Linked DNA regions of Homo sapiens: all the other regions are linked to region 1. The links are chromatin contacts, found by Hi-C or POLR2A ChIA-PET in ENCODE. All regions are on one chromosome and are shown on one strand. The core of a region is the stretch at or near the end of the contact, and the rest is flanking DNA. Distances in the headings are between cores, read along the strand shown.

The links. A loop is a pair of places that touch in the nucleus more often than their neighbours do. ChIA-PET counts read pairs that join two places held with the same protein, here RNA polymerase II (POLR2A). Pooled maps may share reads with other maps.
Region 2: a loop to region 1 is called in a pooled map, with 6 times the contacts of the local background. The contact joins the enhancer-like site here to the promoter of AIM2 in region 1. A Hi-C loop is called at or near these places in 2 of 37 single-sample maps with no recorded cell type and 2 of 50 pooled maps.
Region 3: a loop to region 1 is called in a pooled map, with 2.9 times the contacts of the local background. The contact joins the enhancer-like site here to the promoter of AIM2 in region 1. A Hi-C loop is called at or near these places in 1 of 168 maps with a recorded cell type or tissue (B cell), 1 of 37 single-sample maps with no recorded cell type and 2 of 50 pooled maps.
Region 4: a loop to region 1 is called in a map of naive thymus-derived CD4-positive, alpha-beta T cell, with 7 times the contacts of the local background. The contact joins the promoter of DCAF8 here to the promoter of AIM2 in region 1. A Hi-C loop is called at or near these places in 1 of 168 maps with a recorded cell type or tissue (naive thymus-derived CD4-positive, alpha-beta T cell) and 7 of 50 pooled maps. POLR2A ChIA-PET finds 5 or more read pairs at or near these places in 1 of 52 experiments (activated CD4-positive, alpha-beta T cell).

Annotation. Positions count from the first base shown.
Region 1 is chr1:159,075,194-159,078,213 of GRCh38, reverse strand. AIM2 (absent in melanoma 2) reads left to right here and starts at 1,448. Exons shown (of 6, transcript NM_004833.3): 1 at 1,448-1,581. RefSeq lists an enhancer at 707-1,006.
Region 2 is chr1:157,509,558-157,512,577 of GRCh38, reverse strand. No RefSeq gene overlaps it. Among named protein-coding and RNA genes, the nearest start is that of FCRL5, 41 kb to the left of the region's middle. Within about 2 kb of position 1,542, at least 4 of the 41 ENCODE cell types and tissues checked have a DNase peak (open chromatin) inside an H3K27ac peak, as active enhancers do.
Region 3 is chr1:157,723,837-157,726,856 of GRCh38, reverse strand. It overlaps the pseudogene VDAC1P9. Among named protein-coding and RNA genes, the nearest start is that of FCRL3, 25 kb to the right of the region's middle. Within about 2 kb of position 1,481, at least 5 of the 41 ENCODE cell types and tissues checked have a DNase peak (open chromatin) inside an H3K27ac peak, as active enhancers do; they include B cell, where a contact is called at or near this core.
Region 4 is chr1:160,261,125-160,264,144 of GRCh38, reverse strand. It overlaps DCAF8 (DDB1 and CUL4 associated factor 8), which reads left to right and starts at 1,596. Exons shown (of 14, transcript NM_015726.4): 1 at 1,596-1,696; 2 at 2,787-2,860. DCAF8-DT (DCAF8 divergent transcript) reads right to left here and starts at 2,396. Exons shown (of 2, transcript NR_147618.1): 1 at 2,223-2,396; 2 at 1,367-1,744. RefSeq lists enhancers at 1,512-1,781, 2,412-2,541, 1,713-2,661.

The DNA of each region.
Region 1 (3,020 bases), core at 199-2,698:
CCGTATGTCAGATGATGGTCAGTAACACGTGTGGGAAAAGATAATGTGGGGAAGAGGTAGAGAACATGCTGGTCAGAGAAGCCCCACAGATAAGGTGCTATTTGAGCTGAAAGCTGGCAAAAGTGTAGAAACAAGCCTTGCAGTAGAAAGTGAAGGAGGTCCTGCAGCTCTGGGCTGATTACCTGGGCATGGTTAGGTGCTCTTCCTCTGCTCCTTGAGCATCTTGAGCATGCTTTAATTATAACACTTATCATCATGTCCTATTGTGATTATTAAATCACATGTCTGTTTTCATGACTTGGCAGAGCCGCTCAACATCTGGAACTTTGTCTTACTAACTTTTATATTCTCAGAATCTAATACATCATATTAGATGTTCAGTGCATAATTGTTAATTCAATGAATAAGAAAGGAAAACCTCAAGTAAATTGCTGACTAGAATCAAGCCCTCAAGCTCTGAATTTAGGGTTAGGAGCCTGGGTTAGGAAGAAAGACTGTATATATGCTTTTGAGGCAAGCAGTCAGTGAGGGAATGAGGCATGATTACTTGCAGGTGGCTACAAGCAATAAAAATGCGGTCAAAAAGGTTAGCAGAGGGATTGCCCCACTAGTAGATAGGAACTGTTACAACAGCCTGTGACAATGAAGACAGATTGCAAACTTCCTACTTAGGCACAGATGAGAATGTAACACAGAAGAAACTGGCCGCAACTGGTTAAAGCCAAGATGGTCGAAAACTTGGCTGACTGCTGACCCTTAGCTTCATTATGCCCTTAATATCATAAAACTTCCATGGGGAAATTCCCACTCCCATCATGCACCTGACGCCATGACAGTTCCGGATTAACCATCTTTAGTCAAGAAAAGGGTGGCACCCCGATTCCGGGAATTGCCCGCCCATTTCCCAGAAAACCCCTCCCCTTGATTACAGAGTACTCCATACCTTCATTGTGCTTATTCATATAGTACGTGAACCACATTGCCTGTGACTCAAATCTTTGAGTGCCTGCACTCCTCCCTTGAGGGTGTCGTTGGTTTTGCTCCACAATAAAATGTCTATACTTTCGCTTGGGTCTCATTTTCAGATTCTCTTATGCTTTGAAGACAAGAACCTGCACTGCCCTACTGGCAACACTTTTAGATACCCTCTGAGATCAGTGTGCTTGTTTATACCAGAAAAATGTCATCACCAGGCCCCTTAGTCACAAAGTGTATCAAGAAGTCATCTGCGGTCATTTTTTACAGTTTCTAGGCCACTTTCTGTTTCCAATCAGTGTAGTTCCTATGTGGCATGACTCAGATACAAGTTTCTATAGACATTTTCTTCTGTGGCTGCTAGTGAGAACCCAAACCAGCTCAGCCAATTAGAGCTCCAGTTGTCACTCCTACCCACACTGGGCCTGGGGGTGAAGGGAAGTGTTTATTAGGGGTACATGTGAAGCCGTCCAGAAGTGTCAGAGTCTTTGTAGCTTTGAAAGTCACCTAGGTTATTTGGGCATGCTCTCCTGAGTCCTCTGCTAGTTAAGCTCTCTGAAAAGAAGGTGGCAGACCCGGTTTGCTGATCGCCCCAGGGATCAGGAGGTAAGCACCATAGAGGAGCTGGGTTAGAGACGAGAGACTTAACCGTTTCTCTGCTGAAAAAGACAACTGAGGAAAGGCCAGCCATGCTGTGCACACCTCTGAGAACCTGAACCTGCAAACATGGACATCAGCTCTGAAAGGATGGGTTCATTTCTCTTTTATTCACTTTAGCCATGTCCTCTGGTGTCTCTGAGCTGGTGTTCCTTAAGCTTCGGCTTCCTTTGGGGTTTGTCTATCAGCCTATTTGTAAGGCTGACTTTTATGCCAATAGCAAATACAAGCATTTTTTAAGTTAACAGATATTATGAAGTAAAATGCAAGTTTTTCATTTATAAGGCAACATAACTTCAGAGAAAAAACTGAGTCAATCACATAAAATGTGATTAAAATGTGATTGTTATTATATAAGAGGGTTATAGGAAGATTAGCTTCTTATGGACAAGTAGAAAAGTAGGAATCATCCAAGCTGATTGTCACAGTAGATATTCAACAAAGGTAGTGTCCTTCCTTGCTTTCATCAGTAGGATGGGGGCATTTGGATGGCTTTATCATTGCAAATATTTTTAATGTATTCCTTATTTTGAAAATGGTCCTGATAATAGTTTTAATTTTCACTCATGAACTCTACATGTATAAGTAGAGTTTCTCCAGCGCTTACCAACATATAGGAAAAAACATTATAAGGCCATTAACAGTGATAGTTTAGAATTTATTAACATTGACTCTACTGATGGGGGTATTCAAGCTTCCCTAAAATTCACAATCAGTTATTTTCAGCTCATAAACATCTTTTCCTGTTCTTTGGCTTATTTCTTCCACTTTATATGTTGCTGCTCTGGAAGTCATTAATTGCTAATAATGTCAAACATCTTTTTTATGTTTATTGGATATTTGAGCAAATTGCTCATTCACATCTTTTGCACACTTTTCAAATAGACTGTTGTTTTCTTATTGATACATGGTTCTCCATGTATTCCAAAAGCAAAACCTCTATTAGCTCTCTCTCTCTCTCTCTCTCTCTATATATATATATATAGCAGGTATAGCCATATATATATGTGTGTGTGTGTGTGTGTGTGTGTGTGTGTGTGTGTGTGTATTGCAGGTATCTGCCCAGTTTTTGCCTTGTATAATCACTTTGTTTAGTGTGTGTGTGTGCACGGATGTGTGTGTTTCCTACAAAGAAATTGAGAATATGCATGCAATCACATTTGACAAATTTTTTTTTTCTGGCTTGTCCTTTTTGTGCCTTATTTAAGGAACCTCCTTCTACTTCAATGTATTGAGAAATTCTGTGTTTTATTCAACATCATTACTATTCTATTTAGATAATTAATCCAACCAGATATATATTTTGTGTATGATATAAGAGAAAGGCTGAATATATCATTCCCTGTGTATTGTCATTTGTCTGAACACTTTTTATAGTTGGCCATTCT
Region 2 (3,020 bases), core at 293-2,792, 1.6 Mb after region 1:
GTCCCCACCCACATTAGGCAGGGCAATCTGCTCTATTTAGTCTAATTATTCACATGTTCATCTCACCCAGAGAGACCCTCACAAAACACTCAGAATCATGTTTGACCAAATGTCTGGACACTCTGTGGCCCAGTCAAGTTGACACATAAACTTAATCATCACAATCACAAAGGTGGTCTCTTGGCTGCACACATTTTTGGGGATTGTTTCTCAGTTGGTTCAGATCTCTGAGCTGTTACTTTTAGGGTCTCCTCAAAGAGAAGAGAGGCCCGGCTTCCCTCACATTTGTGGTTAAAAGAAATATTCTAAGATTATGCCCACTTCCTCTTTTTGTTTTGTCTTTTGTCACTTCTCAAAGTCCACCTGTCTCTTTGACATCTAGCTGACCTGTTTCATGTCTCCTAATTTTACCTCAACTAACCAACTTTATTGTCTTTGCCCTCTTCCAATCTCCTCTGATTAATACTGCCCACTCAACAGAGAGCTTGCCATAAGAATAACTACTACTTATTAGGAATTAATGTGTCATACCTTATGCTAAGCTTTTTGCATAAATTATCTTATTTAGGGTGCATAACAGGCCTATGCAATACTTATTCATTACTGTCCCTGTTCCTGGAACCAAGCTGAGTTCAGCTGTGTTTTCTCAAGGCCCAATAATGAGAAGCAGACAAACTAGGAAAGAAGGGAACTTATTGCTGTAACCAGATACAGTGAGAAGGTCAGAGATAATTCTATCAGTCCAACTCAAAGTGTTACAGTTTTCTCAGTGCTTATATAGGTTGGGATTATGTGCCTCTGTGCAGTATAGCATTCACCTAAGTCTATTGGTAACTAATTTTGTTTCAACTAGAAGGTCAGAGGCAAAAAAAAAGCTTGCTAAGTCCAATTAAAAGGCCTCCAATACCTTCAAGGCCTGTCTACTGTGGTACTGGAGTGATTATTTCTCTCTTATCTCCTTTATGGCTTGGTCCGGAGAGCTGTCTTAGACTCTCCAATGAATCTATTCAAACAGCTGCCTCTGTTACCTTGACTCGTCTCAGATTTCATTGACCAGAGACAGGTCCTGGCACTAGGAATCTATGACTGTCTCTATTATTTTGGCTTGCTCCAGGTTAGGGAGAAGCCCATGCAAGGCTCCTACTGACCATATGTTTCATTTCCAGCTTTGATGTCTGGGCACCGATTTCTCTAGGTTTAACTATTTGCTCAATGTTAAGGCAGTGCTGTGGAAATTTGTCTGTGTAGCTGGGGTGCTATGCAGGCCTGTCTGTGTGACTGTCATGCAGGCCTGTCTGTGTGACTATCAGGGAGAATTGGCCTGCCACATCCCTATTTTACAGATGAGGTAACTGAGACTTAAAGAAATTAGTTTAGACTAAGACCACACAATAGTAAGTCAGAGCTAGAACTGTGCATCCCTGGAGTCCATGCTTAGTCACTTCACCAAATGTCCTCAGTGAGTATCGTGGGCCACAGAGTCCTATTTGGGGAGAGGCATTTGTGAAGCAGGAAGAGAGCACACGAGACTTGGAGCCGGAAGGCCTGGCTCCTGTACAGGCCACTACCCGTTGCTGTTTAACCTCTCTGAGCTCTGGTTACCTCATCTATAAAACTGGAAAAGAAATAACAGCTGCTTGACTGAATTACATATGGAAGGAGGTAAGGTTTGAGAACGCTATGCAGATGTTCACGGAAGCAGGTGGGGAGGTGCCTGTGTTTGTTACCAAGTTTGCATTGCTTTCTGTTTGCCTTTCTTGGTCCCTCCCCCATCATTACAGTGGAGCAGCTGCTGAATTGCAAAAACATACTTCAGGGCCAGGCGCGGTGGCTCACGCCTGCAATCCCAGCACTTTGGGAGGCCGAGGCGGGTGGATCATGAGGTCAGGATATCGAGACCATCCTGGCTAACACGGTGAAACCCCATCTCTACTAAAAATATAAAAACTTAGCCAGGCGTGGTGGCGGGCGCCTGTAGTCCCAGATACTCGGGAGGCTGAGGCAGGAGAATGCCGTGAACCCAGAGGCAGAGCTTGCAGTGAGCTGAGATTGCGCCACTGCACTCCAGCCTGGGTGACAGGGCGAGACTCCGTCTCAAAAAACAAAAAACAAAAAGCATACTTCAGAAGAAAATGATGGAAAATAATCTGGTCTTCTTTTTAATGTGAGGGGAATGGGATAATTAGATGGGAGGTGTGGGAATGCATAAACTCAACATTTCAGGGATTACATAAATTCATAAAATCTTTCTGATGTGAATGTTCTTTAATTATTTTCCAGAGAAATAAAAGCAAAGGGGTGATGTCCCCAGAGACACTCTTCCGGGTGGCTTATTGACAAAAGAACATATTTGCTTATAAGAAGGCTGTGAATAAATACAAATTTCGTGGGTGGGGCCCAGCATATCCTGCAGCTCTACATTTCTTGGCATCAGGCAGTTTAAGAGATTAAGGACTCTGATGAAAAGAGACAAAATGAGAGTGTTCAGGCTGCTGGGTGCCTCAGGGACGTGTCCTCCACGCCCGGCCTCAGCCTCCCTTCCCATCTCTCCACCATTGCTCTCGTCCATCTTATGTGTTTGTCCCACACCTCTGAACACCATGTCCACCTGTGTCTCCAAGTGGGGCACCACAGAGCAAACCCGATGGATAGATCTGGTCCAGAGGCGGCCTTGTGGCCATGTTGGTGGATGGAGGAGAGCTGGGGGAAGACATGGGAGAATAAGGCTTAGAGGCAGGTGCCCCTCACTTGCCTTCCTTCCATCTGACCAAGCAGTGCTCTTTGTCAGGGTCACTGTCACCTGGCCTCACCAAAAATAGAATGAGCTCTGCGTGGGAAGGGAAGAAGGAGGAGGTGCTGTGGCCATAACCATGGGGTAACAGGGGCGTAGGGAGGGTGAGGCAATAGCTCAGGAGGACCCTCCCCAGCTGGCCCAGGGACTCCAGGCCTCAGGCTTTGGGGTGTGAGAGTGGTCAGGGAGGGGTGAGTTGTTTAATTTTCAAGTCTTATTACTAGAGAAG
Region 3 (3,020 bases), core at 232-2,731, 1.4 Mb after region 1:
ACGAGGTCAGGAGATCAAGACCATCTTGGCTAACACGGTGAAACCCCGTCTCTACTAAAAATACAAAAAAATTAGCCAGGTGTGGTGGGGGGTGCCTGTAGTCCCAGCTACTCTGGAGGCTGAGGCAGGAGAATGGCATAAACCCGGGGAGGCAGAGCTTGCAGCGACAGAGCGAGACTCCATCTCAAAAAATGAAATAAAATAAAATAAAATAAAAATGAAAGTAAAAAAGCCATCTAATCCTGTTTCAGCCCACAGATTTATTTTGTTTTACTTGCACTTTTTTTGCATTAACAAACTTACATTTGTTGACAAGATGGCTTCAGGCTCTTACTATTAAACTGTACCTTGGAAATACCAAATAAACAAGAGACAAACTTTTGCCTATCAAAAAACCTGTAAAATTGTCATAAATACATGAGGAAACAAACACAGGGAAGCAGAAGCTGCTTAGAGAGGAAGAGGCAAATTAGAGGTAAGAGAATGCTTTCTGAATGAGATCTTTTCTCTCCCCCAGATCTTTCCAAGCTGCTCATTTCCTATTCCAGCAGGGCAATTATTCTACCAACCAGTGGTAGTGGAGTAATTACTAGGATGGTATTAGAACCCAGCCACTGTGGGAAGCAGATAGCAATAGGCACAAATGTACTGCTCCCAAGAATTCCTGTCTCACCACCATACACAGTGGGGTGGGCAACTAGGGAATGACTGTGTCCAGCTAGAGCTCTAGAGGTTTTCTGCCCGAGACTAATCCTCAACACTCTCTCAACACACCAATTCATGACAAGTTAAATAACAGCCAACAAGAGATAATAAATATGAAAATTATAATTGTCAAAATAAGTACCTGACAGATGAATTGATTAGCATACAGAATAATACTAAAGAAAAAAACATAGTGAGCTGGAAGGCCAGGAAAAACTCTCCTAAAAATACCAAGAAGAGGTACAGAGAAGGAGAGTATACAAGTTAAGAAATATGAATGATGGCATAGGAAGTGTCAGTATCTGTATGATTCATGTACTGCATACAGGTACAAATAAGAGAAGAAAACTTATGGAAAAAATAATAACCCCAAATTTTACAAAATCAGAGAAAGACTAAAGATTTCACAATGAAAAGTATCATAATTTGCTAACTGAATTGATTTTAAAAACCTAAATATTAAAGTAAAATTTGGGAATATCAATGAACAAGGAAAAATTTTGAAATACTAAAGAACATAAAGCATTATCTATAAGTCACAGGAATGAGAATAGCCTAAGACTTCTTAACAATAACATTAAATGTAAGAAGTCAATGGAAAATGTTTTCAAAGTGTTCAAAGAAAAAAGGCAAACTTGTTATTTTATATCCATCTAGACTTTTATTTAATTGCGAGGGTGAATGAAGATTTTTTCTTTGGTATTACAGCCCTCAAAATCTTAAGACACACACGAACATGCACACACACACACACACACACACATGCAAACCACTAAAAACACTTTTAGAGGAAGTGCTACAGCAAGATGAAAAATAAATGCAGAAATAGGCCACAAGATAGGGAAAATGAGTTTGAATAAATAAAATAATAAAATTTTGTTCTTTAAACCATGAGAAACACACATGGAAAGAAGAAGTAAAATAAAATTCTATTATTTAAACTCAAGAATGATAATGTGATAGAAGAGTGGGGAGGAAGTTGTTTTGAAGACATGTAAATGAATGTTGTTATTCATCTTAGTAAGTGAGTAATTACCACCAGAAACAAGAATAGAATGACCTTCAAAGCAGCATAGGAAAATCCACCCCCTTACCCTGTTGAGCCTCCTGTGGCTGCCACTGAGCAGAATATGGCTGTCCCTCCCATGTACACTGATCTTGACAAATGTACCAGGGATGTCTTCACCAAGCGGTATAGATTAGGATTAATAAAGCTTCATTTGAAAACAAAATATGGGAATAGACTGGATGTTACAAGCTCAGGCTCAGCCAATCCTGAGGCCATCAAAGTGACAGGTAGTCTGGAAACCAAGAACAGATGGATCAAATGTGGCCTGACATTTACAGAGAAGTGGAACACTGACAAGACATTAGGTGCAGAGTTACTGGAGAAGATGAGCTTTTTACATGGACTAAAGTTGACCTGTGATTCAGCCTCCTCACCTAACACTGGGGGCAAAATGCTAAAATCAAGACAGGGTACAAGTGAGAGTACATCAACCTGGGCTGCAACGTGGATTTTGACATCTCCAGGACTTTCATCCAAGGTGCTCTCATGCTGAGTTACAAGGACTGGCTGGCTGGATACCAAATACATTTTGAGATCAAAGAGTCCCAGGTGACCTAAAATGACTTTTTGTGGTTGGCTTCAAGACTGATGAATTCCAGCATCACACTAATATAAATGACAGTGTTTGGCACCTCCACTTACCAGAAGGTGAGCAAGACTTTGGAGATCACTGTCAATCATGCATGGACATTAGGAAACAATAACACTTGCTTTGGAACAGCAGCCAAGTAGCACATAGATCCTGACAGCTTCTTCTCAGCTAAAGTGAACAACTCCCATGAGAGGATTAGGATACATTCAGACTCCAAGGCAGTTATCGAACTAATTCTGTGAGTCCTGAGAGATGACAAAAACGTCAGTGCTGGTCTAAAACGAGCTTGGTCTAAGACTGGATTTTTTTTTTTTTTTTTTTGGAGATGGAGTCTCGTTTTGTTGCCCAGGCTGGAGTGCAGTGACACTATCTCGGTTCACTACAACCTCCACCTCCTGGGTTCAAGCGATTATTGTGCCTCAGCCTCTCAAGTAGTTGGGATTACAGGCATGCACCACCATGCCCAGCTAATTTTTGTATTTTCAGTAGAGATAGGGTTTCACCATGTTGGTCAGGCTGGTCTTGAACTCCTGACCTCAGGTGATCTGCCACCTAGGCTTCCAAAACTGCTGAGATTACAGGCATGAGCCACCACACCAGCCTAAGACTGGAATTTTAAGCATAAATCAATACTGTATAATTATTTAATTTTAA
Region 4 (3,020 bases), core at 347-2,846, 1.2 Mb before region 1:
ACAGTCCTTGCCCTCAAGAATTTATATTCTAGTAGTATAGCTGGATCACAAACATAATTTTAGATTAAATGTTATAGGTAAAAAATGTTATTAAAAAAACAGTGCAGAGTAAGGGGATAGAGGAGGATGACATGAGGTTCCATTTTAGTTACAATAGTCAAGAGCTGCCTGTGTTAGGAAGTAGGATTTCAATAGACACCTCAAGTCTAGTAAATATCTAGTAGATGGACATTCCAAGAAAAGGAAAAAAACCCTAGGGCTGGGACATGCTTTGACTGGAGTGACAGTAAGGCTAGTGAGGCTAGAGCAGAGCTAGGCAGTGTGGGAGGAGATGAATCAGATAAATAGGCAGGTGCTAGATCAGATCATGTAGGGTCCTCCTTAGAGGCAATTCATTTTTTGATGGCCTCTAAGGCTATCATACTTTTGACTTTTATTATGTGATGGGAATTGGAGGTTTTGAGCAGGGTGGGGACTGGGGAAATAATACGACATTACTTTTTTTTTGAGACGGAGTCTCATTCCATTGCCCAGCCTGGAGTGCAGTGGTGCGATCTCAGCTCACTGCAACCTCCGCCTCCGGGTTCAAGCAATTCTCCTGCCTCAGCCTCCCAAGTAGCTGGGATTGCAGGCGCGCTCCACCATGCCGGGTAATTTTTTTTTTTTTTTGTATTTTTCGTAGAGACGGGTTTCACCATGTTGGCCTGGTTTCAAACGAGTTTCGAACTCCTGACCTCAAGTGATCCGCCCACATCCGCCTCCCAAAGTGCTAGGATTACAGGCATGAGCCACCGCGCCCGGCCAGACCTTACATTTTTAAAAAGCACTCTGGCTGCCTTATGTTTAACTGTAATGGCAATAATGGAAGTAGACAAACGAGGTAAGTTTCTATTGCGGTAGTCTTAAGTAATATGTAATGACTTGGAATAGGAGAGTAGCGGTAGGGGAGGTGAGAAAGGGTCAGATTTTTGCACCCTGGGCTTCTGGTAAGAAAAAAAAAAAAAATACCCCAGCCTGGCAGCTGGGAGTAATCCTCTGCAGGGTTACTGTAGGTGTCATAACGAAACAGAGTACAAAAGTCACCCCACATCACCCGGCCCACTCTTGGGAACCTTTACCCACACCACCTCTCTTCAGAAAAGAGCTTCTGGAATAGCTACACCTCAAGCTACTGAGCCCCTTCTTTAAAAATACGTAAATGGGGACTCTCAGGGGAAAATGGGCCTCGATAGTATAGAAACCACTTAAGGAAACAAAGCCCTGAAAGGAAACGGGGATTTTCAGAAGAAATCCTTGTGGCAATCATTGCTCGTTCCAGTGTTCAAAAACGGCAAAACTGGCCATCATCCAGGAAGTGGCCTGCCAATCCGCTGGAAATTTAGTTTATTTCTATCACAACTCTGGGTAGCCCCTAACTCGCATTTGTTTAGAGTATCACAAGATAAGCAAGCCCGAAGAAACTACAAAAACAACTTTGCCTCTTCGGTAATGCGCAGGCGCCTCTCGCTCTGTTTTCCGTTGGCCTTAAGCCCCGCCCCTTGTGCGTCCTTCGAGGAGGGTTGCGAGCCGTGAGCTCGCGCGACCACTCTTCCCTCAGTCTTCTCGAGCACATCGTCGCAAACGGGGCCGGAAAGCGTGGCAGCGCAGGCGCAAGCGCAGAGAGCGGAGGCGGTGGTGGTGGCGGCCGCTGGCCAGTGTAAGATGGCGGCGGCGTTGGTGGTGGCAGTGGACGGGGCGGCTGGGCCTGGAACAGTCGGAGCAGCCGCTAGCAGAAGGATGACCCAAGACGGGAAGCGGGCTGCTGAGCCTCGCCGATTCCCGTGCTTGTAACTGCCCCAGCCGGACACCCCCCCTCCCTTGACCTACCCGGTCTGTGTCTCGTTCCGGCTCGGCCTGCGCCCCCCCTCGCTTCCCAGCCGGTTTCCCCTAAGGATGGGCCTGACCCGTATCCCAAGCTCTTAGCGCTCAGGTCTTTTCCTTCCGCCGACCCGAAGTCATCGCTGGGAGTACTGGTTGCCCTTTCCTCAGGTCAGCCCTGGTGTTGCCCCCAAGAGCCAGCCGCACAGTTCACAGGGACGCCTTGCTTCGTTGGGTGACCCATGTGTGCGCTCCTATTTCTCCCCTTAGATTGAGGGACACGGCTCGCCCTGCGTCTCCCCGTCACCTCAGGGCCACCGCGCAATGTGTCCCCCTCCCCCATCCCAAGTTCCCAGGCCCAGCACCTTGTACGGAAGGCGGAGGTCCAAGAATTCCGGAGTCGGTTGTTGTCTTGTGGTCTTGTACCCTTTGTAATATAATTATCTTAGTTTACCTCCTCTAACTCCCAAATCTTTTAGGATATCTTAGAACGGTCCCATTTGGTCCCTGTTAGTTGGAAAGCATCTGGTGGCTTGAATTTCTGACTCATGATTGTTACTGGAGTCTCTGTAAACAAACCGGCACTAGCGCTATCACATTCTCTCCGGGATTTCCCCCCCTGCTCTGTGGCTTCTTGTTGAGAGGTTGTTTGGTTATGGTTTAGCGTTGAAAAGATTCAGGTTATCCTTTTAAATGACTTTACGTTTTAGTGGAGCTGGGAGATTACTTGCCTGGCTTCTAATCTTCATGTTGGTTCATTTTATTTCCATATGTGTGTGGGTTATTTGTTCAGTAATTAGAATTAGATAAAGTATTCTGCTTTTAAGTAGTTTTGAGAAGGCCTAAAAATACTAAAGTGTATTCATAAATATTTTTATTATGTTCAGTAGAAGACACACCTTTGCCATGTAAATTTTAACTTTTCTCAGTCCTTCAGTGAATCTACAGACCTATTTTCTCAGGAGCTCAGCCTGGCCTTACTTCAGTGATAAAAGGAGGAAAGGTGAGTGGGAGTTGGAGGCATTAAAATTCTTGAGTTCAAGACAGACTGCGCTGATGCTCAACTGCTGACCACTAAAGTCATAAAATTCCTACCAGTTTCCCAAAGAGCTTGAGTGTTGTTCTTGGCTTTGTTCCAGCTCTGGTTGAATTACTTTTACAAG